2 separate regions of the Homo sapiens genome follow, and region 1 is linked to region 2. A link is an interaction called in ENCODE POLR2A ChIA-PET data of the cell type or tissue named here. Cell type or tissue: OCI-LY7. All regions are shown on one strand. Each heading gives the region's core, and the rest is flanking DNA. Links, peaks and the distances in the headings are about the cores only. Region 1 has its middle 21 kb from the start of TIMM8A. Region 2 overlaps BTK (Bruton tyrosine kinase).

Region 1 (12,653 bases), core at 2,879-7,878, 56 kb before region 2:
CCAGCCTGGCCAGCATGGTGAAACTCGGTCTTCACTAAAAATACAAAAAATTGGCCAGGCATGGTGGCGCGCGCCTGTAGTCCCAGCTACTCGGGAGGCTGAGGCAGGAGAATCGCTTGAATCTGGCAAGCAGAGGTTGCAGTGAGCCAAGAGTGCGCCGCTGCACTCCAGCCTGGGCGACAGAGTGAGACTCCATCTCAAAAAATAAAAAAAATAAAAAATAAAAAACTCAACTTTGCTCTCATACACTGCCAGTGAGTATGTAAATGGTTTTAACCTTTCTGAAAAGCAGTTTGCTAACATATATTAAGACCCTTAAAATGTCATACTTTCTTTACTTAGTAAGTCCACTTCAGAGTAACTCCCCTAAAAGGGTTTATCTGAAGTGCACACAATATTTTATGGGCAAAGATGAGCTTTACCAGGTTATTTGTCATAGGAAATAAATGGAAAGGATCTAAATGTGCAACATTTGAGGAATATTGTGGTGAACTTTATGATTTGTACATACTATGAAGCCTTTAAAATGATATGGAAGAGGCTGGGCGCGGTGGCTCACACTTGTAATCCCAGCACTTTAGGAGGCCGAGGCAGGCGGATCATGAGGTCAGGAGTTCGAGACCAGCCTGACCAACATGGTGAAACCCCATCTCTACTAAAAAAATACAAAAATTAGCTGGGTGTGGTGGCACATGCCTGTAATCCCAGCTACTCGGGAGGCTGAGGCAGGAGAATTGCTTGATCCCGAGAGGCGGAGGTTGTAGTGAGCCGAGATCGTGCCACTGCACTCCAGCCTGGATGACAGAGAGAGACTCCGTCTCTAAATAAATAAATAAAATAAAATAAAATAAAATAAAATAAAATAAAATAAAATAAAATGATATGGAAGAACAGTGTAGCACAACAATCGAAAGCATAGGTTTTGGGGATAGATCTGAATTCAAGTCAAAGCTCCATCACTGGCCATATGATTTTGGGCAAATCACCTAAGAGTCTTCCTAAGCCCCACTTTTCTCATCTATAAAAATAGGACCAAGAGCAGTTTCTAACCCACTGGTTTTTTTTTTTTTTAAATAGCATTATTCATGTGTTTAGCACAGTGCCCAGCAGATAGCTTAGTAAACAGGAACTCACAAGGCTGGGGGCGCAGTGGCTCACGCCTGTAATCCCAGTACTTTGGGAGGCTGAGGCGGGTGGATCACTTGAGGTCAGGAGTTCGAGACCAGCCTGGCCAACATGGTGAAACCCCATCTCTACTAAAAAGACAAAAATTAGCTGCGTGTGGTGGTGAGCGCCTGTAATCCCAGCTACTGGGGAGGCTGAGACAGGAGAATCGCTTGAACCTGGCAGGCGGAGGTTGCAGTGAGCCGAGATTGCACCATTGTACTCCAGCCTGGGCGACGAAAGCGAAACTCTGTCTCAAAAAAAAAAAAAAAAAAAAGTAAATGGTAACTCACAATAACCCCAGGATGTAGGTTTTTACTACTGAGGACATGGAATCAGAGAGAGGATGAGTCACTTGTGCAATGCCACATGGCTAGTAAGTGGTGAACTGGGACTCAAACACAGAAAGTTTGATTTCAAAACCCATACTCCTGACAACAACACTAAAATGTTAGTTGTCATTTACACTGTTATTGCAGCTATTGCTGCTGCTTAATAACATAGGAAAATGCTTATGGTAAAATGTTGAGCAAAAAAAAAAAGAATACAAGTTTTTATGTATAGGATTATTCTGATTTTGTTTTGAATTTTTGTATTGTGCATATACATGCATCGATAAAACACTGGAAGAAAATATACCAATATATTAAAATGATTATCTCTTGGGTACAGTGTTTAGAACAATCCTGGCACATAGAAAATGTTAAGTATTATCTCCAGGATCATTCGTTTTGATGTTCTAAAGATTCAATAAAATGGTCTAAATGTGAATTTAGTTGTATTTATCTTGCTCAGGACTCATAGTTTCTGAATTTGAGAATTCACATTTTTATTATTTTTTTAATTTTAATTTTTTTTTTTTCTTGAGACAGAGTTGCAGTCTGTCACCCAGGCTGGAGTGCAGTGGCGTGATCTCAGCTCACTGCAACCTCTGCCGCCCGGGTTCAAGCAATTCTCCTGCCTCAGCCTCCCGAGTAGCTGGGATTACAGGTGCCTGCCACCACACCTGGCTCATTTTTTTGTATTTTTAGTAGAGACAGGGTTTCACCATCTTGGCCAGGCTGGTCTTGAACTGCTGACCTGGTGATCCACCTGCCTCGGCCTCCCAAAGTGCTGGGATTACAGGCGTGAGCCACTGCGCCTGGCCCGAGAATTCACATTTTTAAATAATCAGTTCTAGAATACCCTCAGTCATTACTTCTTTGAATATTACTTTTAAAATTTGTCCTGCATGTTTCTTTACCTCTTTTCATATTTTTTATTTCTTAATCTCTCTGTGTTGCATTCTATATATCTATTTTTCCAGTTACCACTTTTCTCTTTAATTGTGCCCAATCTGTGGTTTAACATGTCCATTGAGTTCTTAAATTTAAAACTTTTTTTCATGTCTAGAGTTCTTTTTCAATACTACCTGGCCTTTTAAAACTAGTGTACTGGAGTGGAATAATAGACATTGTAGACCCAGAAAGGTGGGAGGTGCAAGAGGTGTAAGGGATAAAAAATTACCTAATGGGTCAGGCACAGTGGCTCACGCCTGTAATCCCAGCACTTTGGGAGGCCAAGGCGGGTGGATCACCTGAGTTCAGCAGTTTGAGACCAGCCTGGCCAACATGATGAAACCCTGTCTCTACTAAAAATACGAAAAATTAGCTGGGCTTGGTGGCACACGCCTGTAATACCAGCTACTCGTGAGGCTGAGACAGGAGAATCGCTTGAACCCAAGAGGCAGAGATTGCAGTGAGCCAAGATGGCGCCACTGCACTCCAGCCTGGGCACCAAGAGCGAAACTCTGTCTCAAAAAAAAAAAAAAATTACCTAATGGGTTCTACGTATATGATTTGAGTGATGGTTACACTTTAAAGCCCAAACTTCACCACTACACAATATATCCATGTAACAAAGCTGCATTTGTATCCTCAAATCTGTAAAAATAAAATAATGTCTTGTTCTTTTCTTACATTTTCAATTATATCTTTAATCATTTTAAGCAATTTTATAGTGTGTATTAGATTGCATATTTCGGGGTCTAATTCTATGTGTTGTGTCTTCAGACATTTGATTATGGTGTGGTGTTTTTTCATGTGTTTTGTAATTTTTTATTTTAAATTGTGTTCAGTGCAGCTTTACTTGTGGGGATCTTGTGAGGGATATGTCTCTCTAGAGCTGTTTTATGTTGCTTCTGCTTGGTAGGAATAACAATAGTTATACTCTTAAGTGCGTATACACTTTGTACTCATTTTTTAGTGTGGAGGGTTCCTGGACAGTGTAGGAGTTATAAATTTTGAATCCCAAACCCATGTGAAAGCAGGCCTCAGAGGGAGACCCTGTTTTCTACCTTCTTACAGCCCAGGTTGTCTTCCTATACTAGTGAATGAATTTTTGTCTAGTTCAACCTTATTGAAGGTGTTGTCCTTTGAAACTCCCAACTTCCTACAGGTGTTTCAGTTCCAACCTCCTGCCTTACTTAGGCCCAAGGCTCTGTCTCCTGCCTCTACAGGCCATCAGAACCTAAGCACGTGTGCTTGCTTCAGCAGCACATGTACTGGAATTAGAATGATGCAGAGAAGATTAGCATGGTCCCTGCACAAGGATGATGCACAAATCCGTGAAGTATTCCATATAAAAACAAAGAAGAAGAAGAAGGTGGATCATGGCAGACGGGAGGCAAGACTAGATTGCAGCTCCAACTTCGATGAACAGAGCAGCATGTGGAGGCTCGCATCATGAATTTTTGCTCCAGAACGACTGCAGGAATAAATCAGGAAACCCAAGAGAACCCACAGACCCTCTGAAGGAAGCAGACTGCTCTTGCAGGACCCAGGAGGCACACCAAATACTGTGAGTGCCCAAATTGTGGAAGTGGGAAAGGGAGATCGTCTGCCCCTGAACACATACCCCCACTGGGGAAACTGAAGGCCTAGGTTATGGGAGAAGATTCTGACCTTACCTGGAGCTGAGTCAATTTAGATACTGAGTGAAATACAGGAGTAGAGGAAAGAGCGGGAAAAGCCCTGTGAGCTCACTGGGTCCCCTAGCAAACCATTTCTGCCTGGCCTTACAGGGGTCCTTTGGTAGGGCGGCCAGAGGCACTTGGAAAAGGTCACAGGGAGAAAGAAATCTCCAGCCGAACTTTGTAACAATTTGAACAGAGGCTGGGCGCAGTGGCTCACGCCTGTAATCCTAGCACTTTGGGAGGGTGAGGAGGGTGGATCACCTGACGTCAGGAGTTCGAGACCAGCCTGGCCAACATGGTGAAACCTCGTCTCTACTAAAAATACAAAAATTAGCCAGGCGTGGTGGCGCATGCCTGTAATCCCAGCTACTCGGGAGGTTGAGGCAGGAGAATCACTTGAACCGGGGAAGCGGAGGTTGCAGTGAGCCGAGATCATGCCACTGCACTCCAGCCTGGGCGACTGAGCAAAACTCCGTCTCAAAAACAAACAAACAAACAAACAACAAAAAAACAGTTTGAACTGATCAAGAAGTCTTCTGGCCAGAACTCGGCGGGGGGTGGGGCATGAATCTGGTGTGCAGACTCCACAGGTGGGGGAAGAAGGAAAGCCATACTTGCTTTCACAGCTGGGAGGTGGGTAGCCTGGGGCAAGTTCTCAGCCCTGCTCACTCAGTGCTGTTGGTGGGGTGGGGGTGGGGGTACAGTGGGAGTGAGACCAGCCCTTTGGATTCTGTGGGAGCTGTGTGAGGCCTGTGACTGCTGGCTTTCCCTCACTTTTCTGACAACCTGCACAACACAGTAGAGACATCCATAATCCTTCTAGGATCATAACCCCATTGATCTGGGAGCCTCACCCCCATCCCCCACAGCAGCTGCAGCAAAACCCGCCCAAGGAGACTCTGAGCTCAGACACACCTAGCCCTGCCCCAACCCAGTGGTCCTACCCTACCCACCCTGGTAACTGAAGACAAAGGGCATATACTCTTGGGAGTTCTAGGGCCCCGCCCACCACCTGTTCCTCCCCATACTATCACAGCTGATGCTCTCTGGAAAGCGCCACCTCCCAGCAGGAGGCCAACCAGCACAAAAATAGTGCATTAAACCACCAAAGCTAAGAACCTTAACAGAGTCCATTTCACCCCCTTTCCATCTCCACCAGAACAGGTGCTGGTTTCCACAGCTGAGAGACCCATAGACGGTTCACATCACAGGACTCTGTGCAGACTACCCCCAGTACCAACCTGGAGCCTGGTAGACTTGCTGGGTGGCTAGATCCAGAAAAGCTGTAACAATCACTACAGCCCAGCTCTTAGGGAGCCACATCCACAGGAAAAGGGGGAGAGTATTACATCAAGGGAACATGCCATGGGACAAAAGGATCTGAACAACAGCCTTCAGCCCTGGACCTTCCCTCTGACAGAGCCTACCCAAATGAGAAGGAACCAGAAAACTGACTCTGGTAATATGAAAAAACAAGGTTCCTTAACACCCCCAAAAGATCACACTAGCTCACCAGCAATGGATCCAAACCAAGAAGAAATCCTTGATTTACCTGAAAAAGAATTCGGGAGGTTACTAATTAAGCTACTCAGGGAGGCACCAGAGAAAGGTGAAGCCCAATGTAAGGAAATAAAAAAATTGGCCAGGCACAGTGGCTCACGCCTGTAATCCCAGCACTTTGGGAGGCTGAGGCGGGTGGATCATGAGGTCAGGAGATCCAGACCATCCTGGCTAACACAGTGAAACCTCGTCTCTACTAAAAATACAAAAAAATTAGCCGGGTGTGGTGGCACACACCTTTAGTCCCAGCTACTCGGGAGGCTGAGGCAGGAGAATCGCTTGAACCTGGGAGGCGGAGGTTGCAGTGAGCCAAGATTGCGCCACTGCACTCCAGCCTGGGCGACAGAGTGAGACTCCATCTCAAAAAAAAAAAAAAAAGAGGAAATAAAAAAATGATACAAGAAGTGAAGAGAAGCCCGGGCACGGTGGCTCATGCCTGTAATCCCAGCACTTTGGGAGGCCAAGGCAGGCGGATCACCTGAGGTCAGAAGTTCAAGACCAGCCTGACCAACATGGAGAAACCCCATCTCTACTAAAAATACAAAACTAGCCAGGTGTGTTGGCGCATGCCTGTAGTCCCAGCTACTCAGGAGGCTGAGGCAGGAGAATCGCTTGAACCCGGGAGGCGGAGGTTGCAGTGAGCCGAGATAGCGCCATTGCACTCCAGCCTGGGCAACAAGAGTGAAACTCTATCTCAAAAAAAAAAATAAAAGTGAAGAGAGGAATCTTTAATGAAATAGACAGCATAAGTAAAAAACAATCAAAGCTTCAGGAAACAATGGACACACTTATAGCAATGCAAAATGCTCTGGAAAGTCTCAGCCATAGAATCGAACAAGTAGAAGAAAGAAATTCAGAGCTCAGAGACAAGGTATTCGAATTAACCCAATCCAACAAAGACAAAGAAAAAAGAATAAAAAAATATGAACAAAGCCTCTAAGAAGTGTGGGATTATGTTAAATGACCAAACCTAAGAATAATTGGCGTTCCTGGGGAAGAAGAGAAATCTAAAAGTTTGGAAAACATATTTGGGAGAATTATCGAGGAAAACTTCCCCAGCCTTTCTAGAAACTTAGACATCCAAATACAAGAAGCACAAAGAACATCTGGGAAATTCATTGCCAGAAGATCATCACCTAGGCACATTGTCATCAGCTTATCTAAAGTTAAGATGAAGGAAAGAATCTTAAGAGCTGTGAGACAAAAGTACCAGGTAACCTATAAAGGAAAATCTATCAGATTAACAGCAGATTTATCAGCAGAAATCCTGCAAGCTAGAAGGGACTGAGGCCCTATCTTCAGCCTCCTCGAACAAAACAATTATCAGCTAAGAATCTTTTTTTTTTTTTGAGACGGAGTTTCACTCTTGTTGCCCAGGCTGGAGTGCAATGGCACTATCTTGGCTCATTGCAACCTCAGCCTCCCAGGTTCAAACGATTCTCCTGCTTCAGCCTCCCGAGAAGCTGGGATTACAGGCATACACCACCATGCCCAACTAATTTTGTATTTTTAGTAGAGACGGGGTTTCTCCGTGTTGGTCAGGCTGGTCTCGAACTCCTGACTTCAGGTGATCCACCTGCCTCAGCCTCCCTAAGTGCTGGGATTACAGGCGTGAGCCACTGTGCCCGGCTAAGAATCTTGTATCAAGTGAAACTGAGCTTCACATATGAAGGAAAGATAGGTTTTTTTTTTAGACAGACAAATGCTGAGAGAATTTGCCACTACCAAGCCACCACTACAAGAACTGCTAAAAGGAGCTCTAAATATTGAAACAAATCCTGGAAACACATCAAAACAGAAACTTTTTAAAGCATAAATCTCATAGGACCAATAAAACAAAAATACAGGCTGGGTGCAGTGACTCACACCTGTAATCCTAGCACTTTGGGAGGGTGAGGAGGGTGAATCACGAGGTCAGGAGTTCGAGACCATCCTGGCCAAGATGGTGAAACCCCATCTCTACTAAAAATACAAAAATTAGCTGGGCATGGTGGCACTTGCCTGTAATCCTAGCTACTTGGGAGACTGAGGCAGGAGAATCACTTAAACCTGGGAGGCGGAGGTTGCAGTGAGCCAAGATGCCATTGCACTCCAGCCTGGGCAACAAGAGCGAAACTCTGTCTTAAAAAAAAAAAAAATTAAAAACAAAAAGAAAAAAAAACAAGCTATACAGGCAACAAATAGCATGATGAATGGAATGGTACCTCACATCTCTGTACTAACATTGAATGTAAATGGACTTAATGCTCCACTTAAAAGATACAGAATTGCAGAATGGATAAGAATTCCATTAAAAAAAAAAAAAAGAATTCACCAACCAACTATCTGCTGCCTTCAAGAGACTCACCTAACACGTAAGAACTCACATAAACTTAAGGTAAACAGGTGGAAAAATATATTTCATGCAAATGGACATGAAAAGCGAGCAGGAGCAGCTATTGTTTTTGTTTTTGTTTTTTGAGATGGAGTCTCGCTCTGTCACCCAGGCTGGAGTGCAGTGGTGCAATCTCAGCTCACTGCAACCTCCGCCTCCTGGATTCAAGCTATTCTCCTGCCTCAGCCTCCTGAGTAGCTGGGACTACAGGCACTTGCCACCATGCCTGGCTAATTTTTGTACTTTTAGTAGAGACGGGGTTTCACCATATTGGCCAGGCTGGTCTTGAACTCATGACCTTGTGATCCACCCACCTCAGCCTCCCAAAGTGCTGGGATTACAGGCGTGAGCCACGGTGCCTGGCCAGGAGTAGCTATTCCTATATCAGACAAAACAAACTTTAAAGCAACAGCAACTAAAAAAGACAAAGAGGGACATTATGTAACAGTAAAAGGCCTTGTTCAACAGGCAAATATCACAATCCTAAACATATAAGGACTAACACTGGAACTCCCAAATTTATAAAACAATTACTAATAGACCTAAGAAATGAGATAGACCTCAACACGATAATAGTGGGGGACTTCAATACTCCACTGACAGCACTAGACAGGTCATCAAGACAGAAAGTAAACAAAGAAACAACGGATTTAAACTATACCCTGGAACAAATGGACTTAACAGATACTTACAGAACATTCCATCCAACAACCTCAGAATATATATTCTATTCAACAGTGCATGGAACTTTCTCCAAGACAGACCATATGATAGGCTACAAAGCAAGCCTCAATAAATTTAAGGAAAATGAAATTATATCAAGCACTCTCTCAGACCACAGTGGAATAAAACTGGAAATCAACTGCAAAAGGAAGCTTCAAAACTATGCAAATACATCGAAATTAAATAACCTGTTCCTGAATGATCATTGGCTCAAAAATGAAATCAAGATGGAAATTAAAAAATTCTTCGAACTGAATGACAATAGTGACACAGCCTATCAAAACCTCTGGGATTCAGCAAAGGCGGTGCTAAGAGGAAAGTTCATAGCCCTAAAAGCCTACATCACAAAGTCTGAAAGAGCACAGACAGACAATCTAAGGTCACACCTCAAGGAACTAGAGAAACAAGAACAAACCAAACCCAAACCCAGCAGAAGAAAGGAAATAACCAAGATCAGAGCAGAACTAAATGAAATTGAAACAAACAAACAAAAAAATACAAAAGATAAATGAAACAAAAAGCTGGTTCTTTGAAAAGATAAATAAAATTGATAGAACATTAGCAAGATTAACCAAGAAAAGAAGGGAGAAAATCCAAACAAGCTCAATAAGAAACCAAAGGGAAGATAGTACAACTGACACCACAGAAATACAAAAGATCATTCAAGGCTACTATGAACACCTTACATGCTTAAACTAGAAAATCTAGAAGAGATGGAAAAATTTCTGGGAAGATACAACCCTCCTAGCTTAAATCAGGAAGCATTAGATACTCTGAACAAACCAATAACCAGCAGTGAGACTGATATGGTAATTTAAAAATTACCAAGAAAAGGGCTGGGCGTGGTGGCTCACACCTGTAATCCCAGCACTTTGGGAGGCCGAGGCAGATGGATCACCTGAGGTCAGGAGTTCAAGACCAGCCTGGCCAAACATGGTGAAACCCCATCTCTAGTAAAAATACAAAAACATTAGCTGGGCGTGGTGGCGGGCACCTGTAATCCCAGCTACTTGGGAGGCTGAGGCAGGAGAATTGCTTAAACCCTGGAGGCGGAGGTTGCAGTGAGCTGAGATTGAGCCAGTGCACTCCAGCCTGGGCAAAAAGAGTGAGACTCCATCTCAAAAAACAAAAAAGGGCCAGGCGTGGTGGCTCACGCCTGTAATCCCAGCATATACTTTGAAGACCAAGGCGAGTGGATCACGAGGTCAGGAGTTCAAGACCAGCCTGGCCAATATGGTGAAACCCCGTCTCTACTAAAAATTCAAAAAAATTAGCCAGGTGTGGTGGCACGCGCCTGTAATCCCAGCTACTCAGGAGGCTGAGGCAGGAGAATCTCTTGAACCCAGGAGGCAGAGGTTGCAGTAAGCTGAGATTGCACCACTGCACTCCAGCCTGGGTGACAGAGCGAGCCTCTGTCTCAAAAAAAAAAAAAAAATTAACAACAAAAAACAAAAGTCCAGGACCAAACGGATTCACAGCAGAATTCTACCAGACATTCAAAGAAGAATTGTATTGACACTATTCCACAAGATAGAGGAAGAGGGAACCCTCCCTAAATCATTCTATGAAGCCACTATCATTCTAATACCAAAAGCAGGAAAGCACATAACCAAAAAACAAAACTACAGACCAATATCCCTAATGAACATAGATGCTGAAGTCCTTAACAAAATACAAGTAAGCAAATCCAACAATATATCAAAAAGATAATCCAGGGGCCAGGCATGGTGGCTCACTCCTGTAATTCCCAGCACTTTGGGAGTCCAGGGCTGGCCGATCACCTGAGTTCAGGAGTTCGAGACCAGCCTGACCAACATGGAGAAACCCCATCTCTACCAAAAATACAAAATTAGCTGGGCGTTGTGGCGCATGCCTGTAATCCCAGCTACTCGGGAGGCTGAGGCAGGAGAATTGCTTGAACCCAGGTGGCAGAGGTGGCGGTGAGCCAAGATCGCACCATTGCACTCCAGCCCGGACAACAAGAGCAAAACTGTCTCAAAAAGAAGAAAAAAATAAAGATAATCCACCATGGTCAAGTTGGTTTCATACCAGGGATGCAGGAGTGGTTTAACATATGCAAGTTAATACATGTGATACACCACATAAACAGAATTAAAAACAAAAATCACATGATCATCTCAATAGATGCAGAAAAAGCATTTGACAAAATCCAGCATCCCTTTATGATTAAAACTCTCAGCAAAATCGGCATACAAAGGACATACCTCAATGTAATAAAAGCCATCTATGACGAACCCACAGCCAACATAATACTGAATGGTGAAAAGGTGAAAGCATTCCCTCTGAGAACTGGAACAAGACAAGGATGCCCACTCTCACTACTCCTCTTCAACATAGTACTGGAAGTTCTAACCAGAGCAGTCAGACAAGAGAAAGAAATAAAGGGCATCCAATTGGTAAAGAGGAAGTCAAACTGTCGCTGTTTGTGGATGATATGATTGTTTACCTAGAAAATCCTAAAGACTCCTCCAGAAAGCTCCTAGAACTGATAAAAAAGTACAGCAAAGTTTCCAGATACAAAATTAATGTACACACATCAGTAGCTCTTCTATATACCAACAGCGACCAAGCTGAGAATCAAATCAAGAACTCAACCCCTTTTACAATAGCTGCAAAAAAGATAAAATACTTAGGAATAGACCTAACCAAGGAGGTGAAAGACCTCTACAAGGAAAACTACAAAACACTGCTGAAAGAAAGCATAGATGACATAAGCAAATAGAAACACATCCCATGCTCACGGATGGGTAGAATCAATATTGTGAAAATGACCATCCTTCCAAAAGCAATCTACAAATTCAATGCAATTCCCATCAAAATACCACGATCATTCATCACAGAATTAGAAAAAACAATTCTAAAATTCATATGGAACCAAAAAAGAGCCCACATAGCCAAAGCAAAACTAAGCAAAAAGAACAAATCTGGAGGCATCAGATTACCTGATTCCAAGCTATACTATAAGGCCATAGTCAGACAAACAGCATGGTACTGGTATAAAAATAGGCACATAGATGAATGGGACAGAATAGAGAACCCGGAAACAAACCCAAATACTTACATCCAACTGATCTTCAACAAAGCAAACAAAAACATAAAGTGGAGAAAGGACACCCTTTTCAACAAATGATGCTGGGATAATTGGCTAGCCACATGTCAGAGAATGAAACTGAATCTTCATCTCTCACCTTATACAAAAATCAACTCAAGATAGATTAAGGACTTAAATCTAAGACCTGAAACTATTAAAATTCTAGAAGATAACATTAGAAAAACCCTTCTAGACATTGGCTTAGGCAAGAACTTCATGACCAAGAACCCAAATGCAAATGCAATAAAAACAAAGATAAATAGCTGGGACTTAAACTAAAGAGCTTTTGCACGAAAAAAGGAACAGTCAGCAGTGTAAAGAGAACCCACAGAGTGGGAGAAAAGCTTCACAATCTATACATCTGACAAAGGAATAATATCCAGAATCTACAATGAACTCAAACAAATCAGCAAGATAAAAACAAACAATTCCATCAAAAAGTGGGCTAAGGACATGAAAAGACAATTCTCAAAAGAAGATATACAAATGCATATGAAAAAATGCTCAACATCACCAATGATCGGGGAAATGCAAATCAAAACTGCAATGCAATACTACCTTACTCCTGCAAGAATGGCCATAATCAAAAAATCAGAAAACAGTAGATGTTGGTGTGGATGCAGTGAACAGGGAACATTTTTATGTGCTGGTGGGAATGTAAACAAGTATGGCCACCATGGAAAACAGTGTGGAGATTCCTTGAAGAACTGAAAGTAGAACTACCATTTGATCCAGCAATCCCACTACTGGGTATCTACCCGGAGGAA
Region 2 (8,748 bases), core at 3,749-8,748:
CCCTTCCCAACACTCAGTTTTAGCTCTAAACTCAAAGAGGTTCATTTTAACATTACAATTATGCATTTACTCAGGAGTAGTGGTAACCAAATAATACTACTCTATTCTCAGGAACTACCAACTCATTGAGAGCCCTGTAATCATACCACAATTATTCTTGTGGCAAATTATAATTAAGTACCTCTTCACAATCAAAGACTCAAATTACAGGATAAAAAATAAAACCCTAAATAAATTGAGTACTGTGACCAGTAAATGGGGTCAGAAGCATCCCAACAAACCATGTCTGGTGTACTTCTCTTAGCCGAATAAATCGCAGGCAACATTTTATCTTTAGTTTTGTTGCAGGCTCTTGGTGGATACATTCCCTGCTTAGACCCACCATCTGTTTCATTCTTGTCCCCTGCTCTTACTTCCTATAAGACAGGTCCTTCTGGAAGCTGCCTCTACTCTTTCTCTGTTTTAGAACAAATCCAGTTTGTACAAGAGGAAGTCTTCCTCTCTCTCAAGTATCTGTGTTTGGGCAGGGTTTAGTGCTGCTCTGACTATGAGGAAGTAAGCAAGTCTCTCACTAGCCATCGCCCCTCTGAGCAAAAGGTGAAATGGCCTCCACCTCTAGATCATTGAGCTAGAGGTCTACCAGAATTGCCATGATTTGGTACCACCTTCTTTGACTGCTTTTCTCCTGTTTCTTATGATCCAGTCCAGACTCACACAGCCTGAAAATGTGGTAGCTCTTCCTTAGGTGCCACTGGTCCATCACTCAATAATGTGAAAGGAAAGGGATCCATTTTTGAGTCCTCCAGAAGGTTGGTGTGTAACACACAGCTCTGAGTTAAAAAGTAGTTAGAGGGTAAAGCTTCTGTGGGTACTTATTGTGAAAGGCCCCATTTTTTTTTTTTTTTTTTGAGACGGAATCTTGCTTTGTTGCCCAGGCTGGAGTGCAGTGGCACGATCTTGGCTCACTGCAACCTCCATCTCCTGGGTTCAAGCAATTCTCCTGCCTCGGCCTCCCAAGTAGCCGGGATTACAGGCGTGTGCCACCACACCTGGCTAATTTTTGTATTTTTAGTAGAGGTGGGGTTTCCCCATGTTGGCCAGGCTGGTCTTGAACTCCTGACCTCAGGTGACCTGCCTACCTTGGCCTCCCAAAGTGCTGGAATTACAGGTATGAGCCACCGTGCCTGGCCAGTAAAGGCCCCAATTTTTTTAAAACAATTTCAGTAGCCTACAGAGTCGGTTTGACCACAAAATATGCACAATGATGGCTAACCCTGAGCTCCACTCAGGGTGAAGGGTGGAAATGGAAGTGACTTGAATGTCTCAAACATACAGACACACACACACACACACACACACACACACACACACCACTGTTGTTTATAGAAAGAAAGAAATGGGGGAGGAGAAAAAATAGACACAGAGCTCTTCATTTAAAATATGGAGTTCCAGTGTTACAATGTCCCCTTTATTAAATTATAAATGCAAAGATTTTTACAGGGCCACCTTTTGCAGCCTCCCAGCTCCCTATGGAGCAACAGAATTCAGAAAGACGAAGCTTATTAACAAGAGTGCAGCCATCATACAAACTGCAGTATGCCAAGGAATTAATAGAAATAGCACTTGCAGAATCAGTAAACTAAACCATCTTGGGCTCTTATCTTCGCTCATAAGATAAAATACTATTAAGAATAATAAGTCCAGGCGCAGTGGCTCATGCCCGTAATCCCAGCACTTTGGGAGGCTGAGGCTGGCGGATCACTTGAGGTCAGGAGTTAGAGACCAGCCTGGCCAACATGGTGAAATCCCGTCTCTATTAAAATACAAAAAATTAGCCGGGCGTGGTGACAGGCGCCTGTAGTCCCAGCAACTCAGGAGGCTGAGGCAGGAGAATCGCTTGAACTCGGGAGGCGGAGGTTGCAGTGAGCCAAGATCGTGACACTGCACTCCAGCCTGGAGTCTCAAAAAAAAAATAAAAAATAAAAATAAAAAAAAAAAAGAAGAAGAATACCAGAGCAAAATTCAGAAAACTACACAGCCAGCCTATGATTGGGAAGAGTCTATGAGATATGATTTAAAATAAAATAACCAGTCAACTGTACTTCAAATGACTACTTAGCCAAAATATCCAAGAAGTAGTGTTTTCTCTTGATTTCTCCTTGAAAGCACTACTCAATTGGCTAGGAAGATTCTGGCCATTCCCTGTCTTTCCTTAGGGGGATGGAATGGAACTTCTGTTCCTTTCAGTGACTTCTACCTGACAGGCATTTTACAGGCATTATTTCATTTATTCCTCACAACAAACAGATGAGGAAACTGACACAGAGGTTATGTGACTTGTCCAACCTCATCCATCTGTAGCTCTTGGTATATCATCTATAGCCCTTGCTTTTTTTGTGGTGTTTCACTGCCTACCGGAGGGATTTTTGTTCGTTTATTTGTTTTTTGGTCTTTGATGAGGTTGATGCCATCTGCCTTGGGGCCCCTGTCATTCTCCATGGCTATCATCAAAGAGCAGTTGTGACAAACTCCTCTCCATTTTCTAGGAATGTTCAGCAAGAGAGGAAATGGTGGTAAATACAGGAGATAAGAGAGTATTCAAGATCCTAAGCTCTTTCCTCTGCAATATTCCTCCAGGCTGGTAAGGATGATCTGTCTCTGGTAACTGTCAACTATACTTTTTTTGCACTTGAGGACTCTTCTTAGTCTTGCCAGGTTTTCTTACATTTTCCCTCTTTAAATCATTCCCAAGGAGATTCTGTCTAACTAGTGAATTTCTAGAGTCACTTGTTGTTTCCTTTCCTGGATGTTTCATTGTTGATGGAATGAAAGCACAGTGTTTAGGTGGAACATCCACCCTTCTCTGTCCCTAGGGTTCTTATTGCTTACTGTGAATATAAAACTTTGATCAAATATACCTTCTATTTTTTTGAGACAGGGTCTCACTCTGTCACCCAGGATGGAGTGCAGTAGCAAGATCACCACTCACTGCAGCCTCCACCTCCTGGGCTCAAGCGATCCTCCTGCCTCAGCCTCTCAAGTAGCTGGGACTACAGGTGTGCACTACCACACCCAGCTAATTTTTAATTTTTTTGTAGAGACACGGGTCTCACTTTGTTGCCTAGGCTAGTCTCAAACTCCTGGATGCAAGTGATCTTCTTGTCTCAGCCTTCCAAAGTGTGGGGATTACAGGCATGAGCTGCTGCACCTGGCCTCAAATATACTTTGTTTTATATTATGAAATATTTCAAATAGAAAGTACAGGGACTATAACATTACAATCTTGGACTCACCGCTTAGCTCTACAAAATCCTAAAATTGTGCCATATTGCCTCACGTGTTAAGAAGTGAGATACAATCTATATAATCAAGACCCCTTTATGTACTCCAAAATCTTAGTCTTCTCCCTCCATAGAGATTACCAATATCTTGAGTTTGGTGTTTATCATTCCTAGGTATGTTTTCATATTATTATTACAGATGTAAGTATCTATAAAAGATATATAGTATTGGTTTACATGTTTAAAATTTACATATGGCCAGGTGCGGTAACTCAGGCCTGTAATCCCAGCACTTTGGGAGGCTGAGGCGGGTGGATGACAAGGTCAGGAGTTTGAGAGCAGCCAGCCTGACCAACATGGAGAAACCCTGTCTCTACTAAAAATACAAAAACTAGCTGGGCCAACGCTACTCTCCCAGCTACTCAGGAGGCTGAGGCGGGAGAATCCCTTGAACCCGGGAGGCAGAGGTTGCAGTGAGCCGAGATCTTGCCATTGCACTCCAGCCTGGGCAACAAGAGTGAAACTCGGTCGCGAAAAAAAAAAAAAAAAAAAAAGAAAATTTATATATATATATATGGTACACATTCTCCAGCAACTTGCTTTTTTCCCCTCAATATAATATGTTAGGATTTATTTATCTGGCTAGTTCTACTTCATATGTTTTAATTCATTTTTATATGCATAAAATATTCTATATGATGAATACATTCCAATATATTTATTCATTCTCCTGTTGATGGACATTTAGGTTGTTTGCTTTCAGTGATAAACAATGCTGCTGTGAACATTATTTTGATTTTTTGATCTCAGAATGAATTCTCAGTTACTTAGACAAACTGGCAAACCTAGGTCCAGCTTATCTTTTGGACTATGCAATTTGCATCATTCCTTCTTGCCTTTTCAGTCCTGTCTTCCTGATGCTTCACTATGAAATGTGGTAGAATTATCAACTATCTCTAGTGGGAGGTTAAATTTGGCCTACGGAAAATCTCTTCCCAGTCCCAAGAAGCATCCTTCACGTTCTAACTGAGATTTCAATTGAGAATTCCTTGGCCTTGGGACCAGAAGAGAACGTGTTAAGAACTGAAATACTATCTATATAATCAAGACCCCTTTATGTACTCCAAAATCTTAGTCTTCTCCCTCCTTAGAGATTACCAATATCTTGAATTTGGTGTTTATCATTCCTAGGTACGTTTTCATATTATCATTACAGATGTAAATATCTATAAAAGATATACAGTATTGGTTTACATGTTTAAAATTTACATATGGCCACGTGTGGTAGCTCATGCCTGTAATCCCAGCACTTTGGGAGGCTGAGGCGGCTGGATGGCAAGGTCAGGAGTTTGAGAGCAGCCAGCCTGACCAACATGGAGAAACCCTGTCTCTACTAAAAATACAAAAATTAGCCTGGCGTGGTGGCGCGCACCTGTAATCCCAGTTACTCAGGAGGCTGAGGCAGGAGAATTGCTTGAACCCAGGAGGCGGAGGTTGCAGTGAGCCGAGATCGTGCCACTGCACTCCAGCCTGGGTGACAGAGTCAGACTCCGTCTCAAAAAAAAAAAAAAAGAAAAAAGAAAAAAAAATCATACCCACAGCAACAAAGCAACCTTTAATCTTGTTAAATTCCCAAGATGCTTTTGTTCGGGCCCCAGTGAAACCCAATTATTTTATGATAAGCTTCATAGTCAAGGCTACAGGGGACCAAATTTGTGATGAAGGCATCAAGCCAAACTCAATTTTCGAAAGCTGCATGCTGACCAGGGAAACTCTCCTGCTGTAGTCATTTACAGGAGGCCTTAGGGCTCTCTGGTTCTTCCACAGCAGTTCATGTTTTATTTATTTATTTATTTATTTATTTATTTTTGAGACAGAGTCTCGCTCTGTCATCCAGGCTTCGGTACAGTAGCGCAATCTTGGCTCACTGCAATCGCTACCTCCCAGTTTCAAGCAATTCTCTTGCCTCAGCCTCCTGAGTAGCTTGGACTACAGCCGCACACCATGACACCTGCCTCGGCCTCCCAAAATGCTGGGATTACAGGCTTGAGCCACCGCGCCTGGCCTTATGTTTTTAGCATTTTACATTTTTCTTCTGTGGTTTTGGAAACTTCTAGGTCTCTGTGATTCATCATCTCTTTTTGTCTTGCATTAGCGACAATATATTCTGGCCAACTGATGATGGAAGGAGAGCCAGAGAGCCAATCTGCAAGTTTATAGTCAGTGCCAGATCAGATCAGTGGTAATACTTTCAATATTCTCCCTCTGCTCTGAGGGTGACTGCTGGGGTGTCTGTCTTTCACTCTGGACTTGTGTGCCCTTTTGGCCTTCTTTTTCAACCTAGTTTTTGTTTTCCTTGGCTTAAACATTTTATTTATTTTTTCCATCGATATCAAAATAACACACGCAGCTGGGTGCAGTGGGGTGCACCTGTAGTCCCAGCTACTCAGGAGGCTGATATTGGAGGATTGCTTGAGCCCAAGAGTTCAAGGTCAGCCTGAGAAACATAGGGAGACCCCCATCTCAAAATAAAACAAAATATAGTAAAATAAAACATGCTTATTGTAGAAAATATGTCAAGTACAGGGATATAAAAAAGAAAAAATCATTCATAAACTCATCCAGAGGCATTAATATATCGGCATATTCCTTCCATTTTTTTCTGTGTGTGTTTCTTATAATATTTGAGATCATATTGCACATTCAGTTAATTTACCTATTTTTCGTAACATCTATGTATGTATGTATGCATGTATGTATGTATCTATCCATCCATCCATCCGTTCAAGGTACCTTTTTCCAAAAAAAGATCTAATGTTCTTATTTAACATTATTCCTAATTATTTTCCCATGTTATTAGGATCTCTATACAAGCATCATTTCCAGAGTCAAAAAAGTATGTGCATTTTGCATTTTGATACATACTGCCAAAATAGTTTCCAGAAACATTGTCCCAATTTCAGTTCCAAATAGTTTTAGAGAGCCCCCTTTCTCATTATCCTTATCTCTTTTCTGGTCCATTTCTAATCATTTTTAAAACTCTGGTTTTACTGCAGACAAATCTTTTTTTTTTTTCATTGAGTCAATGATCTTAAACTCCAGTATATTCCAACTTCCAGCTTGTCTAAAACTTAACTTCTCTTGACTCTAGAATTTCCTTCTTCTAGGGTGAGCTAACAGACTACAGTTTGTTTTCAGTTCAGGGAGGTAGGGCAGTGAGAGGAGCTTCTCCTTGAGATTCAAATAACCAATATAATCCTAAAGACATCTTGTGAGAACTTTCTAAGAGCGGAGAGAAGAGCCTGGTATTAAAGCTTCTGGGTTTCCAATGCTCTCAGATTGCCCTCAGCCACTGCACATGAATCTCCATAGAAACTGAAAGTCACACGTGGCCCAATTGTTTCAGGGTCCTCAGAGGAGTTCTCCCTCCTCCTTCCCCTCCCCAGATGGCTTCATGCATAACCAAGTAGCTTTGGAGTCAAATATGTCAAGGCCTCTTTTCTAGCTTCTTGCTGAGCACTGTGTCACTGAAAATTCTAGTTCTTCCTTATTTTCAGTAGTTAGCAATCAGATCTCAGCAATCAGATCATTGTGGGTGTAGAAGGGGGTATCTGATAACTCTTTGGAGAACGCCCAAACTTTGGTTTTCGAAAGCTGTATCTTCCCTTTATACCTAAGTCACTTCCTGATATGGGTCTAGTCCACTGAAAGGAAACTCTATAGGAAATTTGCTCAAATGGAAATAGCAAATCATAGTGATAATTTAAAATTGCACCAATCCCCCATAACTGGATGGAAAGTTACATTAGTTCGCACCATAAGGAGTTTACAAAGAATTCCAGGGTGGGTGCGGTGGCTCACGCCTGTAATCCTAGCACTTTGGGAGGCCCAAGCAGGCAGATCACCTGAGGTTGGGAGTTCGAGACCAGCCTGACCAACATGGAGAAACCCCGTCTCTACTAGAAATACAAAATTAGCTGGGCGTGGTGGCACATGCCTGTAATCCCAGCTACTTGGGAGGCTGAGGCAGGAGAATTGTTTGAACCCGGGAGGCGGAGGTTGCGGTGAGCTGAGATCCCGAGATCGTGCCATTGCACTCCAGCCTGGGCAGCAAGAGTGAAACTCCGTGTCAAAAAAAAAAAAAAAAAATTCCAAACAAAAATATCAATAGCCATACGCAATGGAAATTTGGACTTCAACACAAGCAAGCAGTTTAAATAGTTTGAATATAAAAGGAGTCAGAATAGACAGGACAAGCCCTAAGGGACACTGTTTGGGTATAATGCTTTAGGTTGCCATGAGTATTTGCATTTTGTGGCTTATTTGGAAAGTGACATTATTTTATCAAATAACTGAGGCTCCAGAGAGGCTGGAGTCTGGGCAACTTATCCAAGGATGTCTTGATTGGGGTCACCAATCACTTTTATTCTAAATGTCATATTATTTGCTCTAGGTAGGCCCTCTGGGGGACATTGGCAGGTCTGAGGCAGAGTAAAAATTATAGCAAATACTGAGATCCAGCACTTACTATTGCCAGGCCCTGTTTTAAAAGCTTTACATGTATTTGCACATTTACTGCTCACAACCACCTTATGGGGAAGGTGCTAGGCAGGCAGGGAGGAGGAAATGGAAAGGGAAAGGAAAAGGGAAAAGAGCGGGGGAAGAAAGGAGCAAGAAAAAGTCAATGCAATTCGGCAATTATTTGTTAAGTGCTAACTGTATGTCAGGGTCTGGTAATCAACAGAACAGAGGAGGGTATAATGAAGAGGGGATATAGGTAGAGAAAAGAGGATGAGTGGGAAGAGGAGGAGGTTGGAGAGGAGGAAAGGAAAGGAGAAATAATGAAGACAAGAGAAAAGCAAGCCATGCACATGGAGGGCAATGGTAAGAGGAGAAACCTTTGCCACAACCTCAAGGGTTGGCCGCACTGTCTGGGCTGAGGCAGAGGCTGCTTTCTCCTGGCCCAGTCTTTTACCCATTGTTACCACGAGGTTGGCACAGCTTCCACACAGTCCTTTAATAAGCCAGCTCTGACCCTGGCGACATTTGGCCTGGTACAGCTCAAGGCAGGTAGCCTACACCCTGGCCTAGCCAGGCCTTTCCCTAGCTCACAAAGGTCAACTTCATAACGTGGAGCGTGAGCTTTTACCATGTTCTCAGAGAATCTGCCTCTTAGTATTTCTTTTTCTAAAGGCTTCATTGACCCATGTATCCCTATTGAGTCTTCAAGCACTATTTGACAGAAGGGCTTGTTTTTATCTGACTGCTCCCTGCAATATTACTTTTCCACTAAGTTTGCCAGAGGTACCCCTTTCTAACATTTGCTACCTGTTCGGATGGTCACCTCATGTCACATTTTTCTCTTCCTGTTCCGCCCACCCTCAGCCCTTGTCGGAAAGGACCCTTTCGGCCTCTCTAATCACCAGAAGGGACTGCCAGGGCCTTGTGCTGATGACACTCCCACCCT

What was found. ChIA-PET counts read pairs that join two places held together with the same protein. Peaks named below come from ENCODE experiments on the same cell type or tissue, not always from the same donor. Only the 100,000 strongest peaks of a DNase experiment are listed, where the experiment ranks them.
Region 1: POLR2A ChIA-PET joins it to region 2 with 7 read pairs; 4 of 35 experiments call an interaction of 5 or more read pairs at or near these places.

Annotation. Positions count from the first base shown.
Region 1 is chrX:101,321,722-101,334,374 of GRCh38, forward strand. It overlaps the pseudogene RNU6-934P. Among named protein-coding and RNA genes, the nearest start is that of TIMM8A, 21 kb to the right of the region's middle. In OCI-LY7, for the core only: no CTCF peak of the experiment used is centred there; a DNase peak (open chromatin) is centred at 5,070; H3K27ac peaks cover 1,407 bases.
Region 2 is chrX:101,377,194-101,385,941 of GRCh38, forward strand. All of the region lies in intron 1 of BTK (Bruton tyrosine kinase), which reads right to left. Among named protein-coding and RNA genes, the nearest start is that of BTK, 4.6 kb to the right of the region's middle. RefSeq lists an enhancer at 8,265-8,484. In OCI-LY7, for the core only: no CTCF peak of the experiment used is centred there; DNase peaks (open chromatin) are centred at 6,708 and 8,748; H3K4me3 peaks cover 3,568 bases; H3K27ac peaks cover 3,462 bases.